Regions from separate parts of the Mus musculus genome. Here region 2 is linked to region 1. A link is a contact called in ENCODE Hi-C data. All regions are on one chromosome and are shown on one strand. Each heading gives the region's core, a stretch centred on a gene start or an enhancer-like site at or near the end of the contact. The rest is flanking DNA. Distances are from core to core; before and after follow the strand shown.

Region 1 (2,588 bases), core at 58-2,557:
TTTATAAAATAAAAAAACAACCTTAGTTGTTGCAATAATGTTTGTAAGATAGGTCTGATATTCTTATTCATTTGACTTATAATTTCAAAAAAATTAGGTTCATTTCAAATAGTATTTTTTAGTTTGAAAAAAAAAACCCACCCAACTTTGAACGTTAAGCTTTTACATTTTGCTCTCAGATCCAGCACCCTCCAGTATTTGGATAATGCTATAAAAACAAAATCCTCACGAAACTACAAAAGCAGAGAGGCCTGGCTTCATTCAGCTGTCGCCATGGAGCCAAAAACTTGGTCTTGTCACATGAAATTTTATAGTTTCATACGTCACCATCTTGATGTGGTAGTTTTATTGACTTTTCAGACTTTTTTTTGTTTAATTTCTAATAAGAAAACATTCCATAAAGAGGAATTTTATTATTTAATATTTGTGGAAGAAGAGGATCTGAAAGGAATCTCCCCCATTTGCCCCTTGGAGCTCCTCAGTGAGTCAGAGTGGATTCAAAACCAAGCGTGTTCTCATGTCACATTGCCATGGAAATGTGGCTTTTGGAACTGGGCAGAATGGATCCCTTCCCAGATAGGAAAATTGTCATTAGAAGAATAATAGAATGCTCTTAACAGCATGTGACATCTCCAGCTTTCTTTCCCTTTGCCTTGCATTCCACACTGCAGTAATATCTTTAATGACCTTTCAACAAATTAACAACAACAACAAAAACAGAAAACAAAAATAAAAACAAAACAAAAAACACCACCACCACCAAAAAAATCCCTTGCTAAAAATAGCAATAATTATAATTTGGAATTAAATGGACATCTTTTGCTACTAATATATTTTTATAATATGAAAACAAAGGCATAATCAGTATTTCTGGACTTTCTCTATGATGTCTCTGTCTCTGTCTCTCTCTCTCACACACAGTGCACGTGCATGTGTGTGTGGTGCGTGTGTGTGTGTGTGTGTGTGTGTGTGTGTGTGTCTTTTGTGGAAAGATACCTTTTGCCTTTGGCAAAATTTAGAAATTTGAAAAAGAAGAATGAAGTTTATAAATGATGATCTTCAACATAGGATTGTATGAATATTACTCACACATTTTATTGACAGATTGGATTTGTATTCAATTGATATACCTCTTGATTTTCTCTAGCAGTAAACATTGGTAGAGGAGAAGAACATTGTCCTGGTAGCAAGCTCCTGAGTGCAGTTTTGGTTGATACCTGAGTGAGAAATCTAATCTAGGGAGAGAGAAGCGGCGGCCCAGAGACCTCTTTGTGTGAAACATCTCAACATATTGCTGTCTGTTAGAGCGTACTGAACACATACACGTCTGTTTAGTAATATTTTGGGGAGCTGAGATTTAGGGAAGAAAAGGCTGTAGTATTTTTACTGTTAATTCTAGAGCTTCGCACGGTTATTTATTTATTTGTGCTGTGATGAGCACACATTATTTGTAATGACAGTTTCAGTGTAACATTCTCTTTTTTGTTTAGCTGTGGTTTTTAGACCTTTGAGTTTTCTTTCCTTTAGCTTTTGGGAAAACCAAATAAGTGCAAGTTTCCTCCAAGACACCTCATGAAAACATTTTTTTTTTTTTAAAGAAAATGAAGAGTGAAACGAGTCTATATTTATTTGGAAGATCATCTGACTACTGCTAAATGGAGTATCTCAATCTGAAAGTGAAATCTGTTTCACTGCTAAAAATTGCCAAGAGTTTTTTGACTAAGATTTGGGAATCTGCAGAAAATGTAAAAGTTTTTTTTTTTTTTTCTACAATAATCTGTTCAGTGAACAAGCTGTGAAAAATAGTTCTGTATTTTGTCCATGTGAGGCAGCAGACGGCGAATTTCCATTTTAAAGAACGATATGAGTAGCTTCTGGCATCCTTCTCTAGTGCCTTCCTCCAATCTCCTTACACTGAGTTACAACAATGCAGTTTATTATTTCTTTAAAGAAAAAAAAAAAACATGGAATTTTCCCCCCACAGACAGCTCAGCTCTCTCATTCTATCTGGGCTCAGAGTGGAGGGCGCTTTGAAGCCTTATCAAATGGGCCTTAAAATACCACAGAGTATTAGGAAGACACCATTCTCTGCAGTTAATGCTTTGCACTGGAAGGGCTTTAGAAACAATTTATGGTTTCTTCCCAAGTATATTATTTTGAGGTAGGTGGTCCCGTAATGAACAGCTATTATAAACGGTTAGAGGATAATTTTTTTTAAAAAAGGTATAATTATGATTCTCATACAGACATAAAGTGAACATGTGTTAAAGATTTTATTTAATTCATTAATTAATGAGGGAAGCAGTAGGATGTTACAACCTGCTTGAAGGAAAATTCAAATTCACAGTCACACAAACAGGCAAATAAAGAAGACTGATGTGGGTTTGCAAATAAGGCAAGGTTGGCCAGTATTTAAAGAGCAATGGGTGATGGGATTGTTTTCTTCAGGACACACCAGGTTTGTGTTCTTGTGGGACAGAATGCTTTGCATTGCTAAGTCCCTGAAACCTGAAGAGATGTAAAGTGGCTGAAAGACAATGGAAAGCAGAAAGGCCCGAAGGGCTTGCTAGACAAGGGCCCTTATTTTG
Region 2 (2,588 bases), core at 25-2,524, about 140 Mb after region 1:
CGTGTACTATGCACATGCTTGGTGCCTGAAGAAGTCAGACTAGGGCATCAAATGGTCTGGAACTGAAATTTCAGATGGCTTTGGCCTACTGTGAACTAAACGCAGGTCTCCTGCAAGAGTGCTCTCAGGTGCTGAGCCATCTTTGCAGACCTCCCGCACAGAACTTTAAAGTCAGGATCCCCCCCCCCCCCCCCCCGTCTATTCTCCGCAGTGCTCGACCACTCAGAGAATGCCTGGAAGGAATTGGCTCTGCTTCTGAGATTAAAAAATTGAGACAGTGTGTCTTTGCGAACCATTAAGGTGTTTCCGGAGGTGAGCCCCGGCGTCACGGGCTTCAGCGGCGGGTTTATCTTTGCATTTTATTTTGAATCTTTGTCCAGTTGGAAACTAACCAGTCAAGTAGCAATGCATCCTTCTGTGGGCATTGTCTCAGTCCCCCGCCACACGCACAGCACAACGACAGGTACACATTATGTGCAGTTGGAACACCCCCTCTTCCTTCAGTGAACAAGAGGTCCAAGTCATTTCTACCTGCTGTGAAGCCGCACCTGCTTCACCTGTGCCTTGTGGATGCTTCTCCAAGCCACAGCTATGGCTGTTTAATTAAAATCTGATGTACTTTTACTTTGGGAAGCTTTCAGAAGTAGCCCTCCTCTTTGATGCTGGACAGCCAGTTCCCGTTTTTTGTTTTTTTTTTTGTTTTTTTCACCTTACACACAAATCTTAAGAGATTGTACTGTAGCTGGAAACCCCGATGTGCCAACTCATGTTTTGTTGTTTTTCTTTTTTGGTAAAATGATTGCTCTGTAAGAGAAGACGCCAAACAGGTGAAAGCCATTTATCAACTGAGGAGGCTGCAGGCACATTGATGGTAAAGACAAACCAAAACGGCTCCTGGGAGCTGAATCTGGCAGTCACTCTGTAAGTTGTTGCCCTTAGACACTTGGTTGGTTAATTCTGGGGAAGCTGGATAGACATGCAGCTCATGCTGTTTGCAGAGCCTGAAGGTTCTGACTCCGATCTGACACCGCGTAAAGAAAGAGTCTTCTTGTGACCTTTTCGGGTGTGTGTGTGTATGTGACTTTACCAATAAAGCTGCTCACCGTGCTCTGCACACCCCAGGCACACTCTGGATAACACTTCCCGCTGCACCCAGAGGGTGCCGCTCCGGTTCCAGCCTCACCCCGTGGCTCTTGGTTACGGCTGTGTCCCCGAGGGATGCGCGCACGGTAGGGGGCGCCCTGGACCGGCTGGCTCCCTCCGCCCACGGGAGGCGGCCGCGGCGCACCGAGCCCGGGGCACTCGAGCGCACACCCGGGCGGGCCGCAGCGGGGAGGTGCGGAGCGCAGCGAGGGCGGCAGCGGGAGCCAGCCGCCGCCCCTGCGCTCCGGGGCTGCGGAGCGCATGGGGCGCGTGGAGCCAGGAACGCTTGCGGGCTGCGCACCCGGCCGCCTGCTGCGGTGAGACACGGCGCCGGACGCCCCCAGAGTCCGGCAGTCGGGAGGATGACCATGGCTGGCGGCCGGCGGGGACTAGTGGCCCCGCAGAACACGTTTCTGGAGAACATCGTGCGGCGGTCCAACGGTAAGAACTGCCTTTGGATTTCTGTCGCCCAGGTGGGTTTTGATTTTTTTTTTTTTTTTTTTTTTTTCTGAGTGCGGTGATTGCAGACGCCTCCCGCCTGGTGCCAACAGATGCGGGGGCATCCCGGAGCTCCGCTCACCAGCTTCTCTTGCCTGCGGGCCTGGGAGGTGGGCAGGGCTGGAGGGGGTCTAGTGTGCCCCATCTCTGGAGGAGAGATCTCTAGCCTACGCCTTTGGGGCCTTTTCCCGCGCCCTCCCGCTGTCCTCTCCAGGAAAGCCTGGCATTTGGTGAGAAAAGTCATGCGAAAAGTGGCTGCAGGCTGGCCACCTTCAAGCACTGCGCTCCTGATGCGCACTGGCCGCCTCCCCGCGGAGGCTCCCCGGGAGTCCTGAGGAGCAGGGAGGCCAGAGGTAGCAGCAGAGCTGGGCTACTGGTCCTGGCCCTGTTCGGGTGCAGGGACGTTGCCAACTCCACCTTCCATCCCTTAAGCAGGAAAGTCTGACCAGAAGAAACCCTTTGGCAGGGCTGTCTTATGCACCCTCGCCAACCAGCTAGAGCAAATGGCTCACGAAGGTCCGATGGTTTTTCTGGACTCAGCCGGGGAAACAGAGGGAACTAAGTGGTCCCGGGTACAAATTTGGCATCTATTGTCTCTTTTAAACCCTCCCAATCTTGTCCTCCATCACAAGCCGATTCATTACCCAAGAAACCTGTGCACAAGCACGAGGTTTTTGTAGCTGGGAGGAGAGAGTCCTACTATGACTGATGGAAGGGGAATAATTTTCGACACCTTTTTACTCAGAGATTGCAGTTTCCTATGGTTTATTAGCATGAAGCCCAGAAGGCGAAAAGTCCTCAGAGTAGCGATCCAAAGGGAGCTATCCAAACCTTTCCGACCCACAGCTTGCACATACAGTCCTGGAGATGGGGAGTTGCTGCATACACCTGTTCACCAGGCTACCCAATTCTGAGATCCCCCTAGCAGACTTCTGGGCCCCTCTCCT

What was found. A loop is a pair of places that touch in the nucleus more often than their neighbours do.
Region 2: a map of T-helper 1 cell shows a loop between it and region 1 (224-fold over the local background). The contact joins the promoter of Kcnh1 here to the enhancer-like site in region 1. A Hi-C loop is called at or near these places in 2 of 37 maps with a recorded cell type or tissue (T-helper 1 cell and T-helper 17 cell).

The regions. Positions count from the first base shown.
Region 1 is chr1:55,898,417-55,901,004 of GRCm38, forward strand. All of the region lies in intron 1 of Gm32949 (a long non-coding RNA gene), which reads left to right. Among named protein-coding and RNA genes, the nearest start is that of Gm32949, 11 kb to the left of the region's middle. Within about 2 kb of position 1,308, at least 1 of the 3 ENCODE cell types and tissues checked has a DNase peak (open chromatin) inside an H3K27ac peak, as active enhancers do.
Region 2 is chr1:192,189,503-192,192,090 of GRCm38, forward strand. It overlaps Kcnh1 (potassium voltage-gated channel, subfamily H (eag-related), member 1), which reads left to right and starts at 1,275. Exons shown (of 11, transcript NM_001038607.2): 1 at 1,275-1,584. The coding sequence starts at 1,506.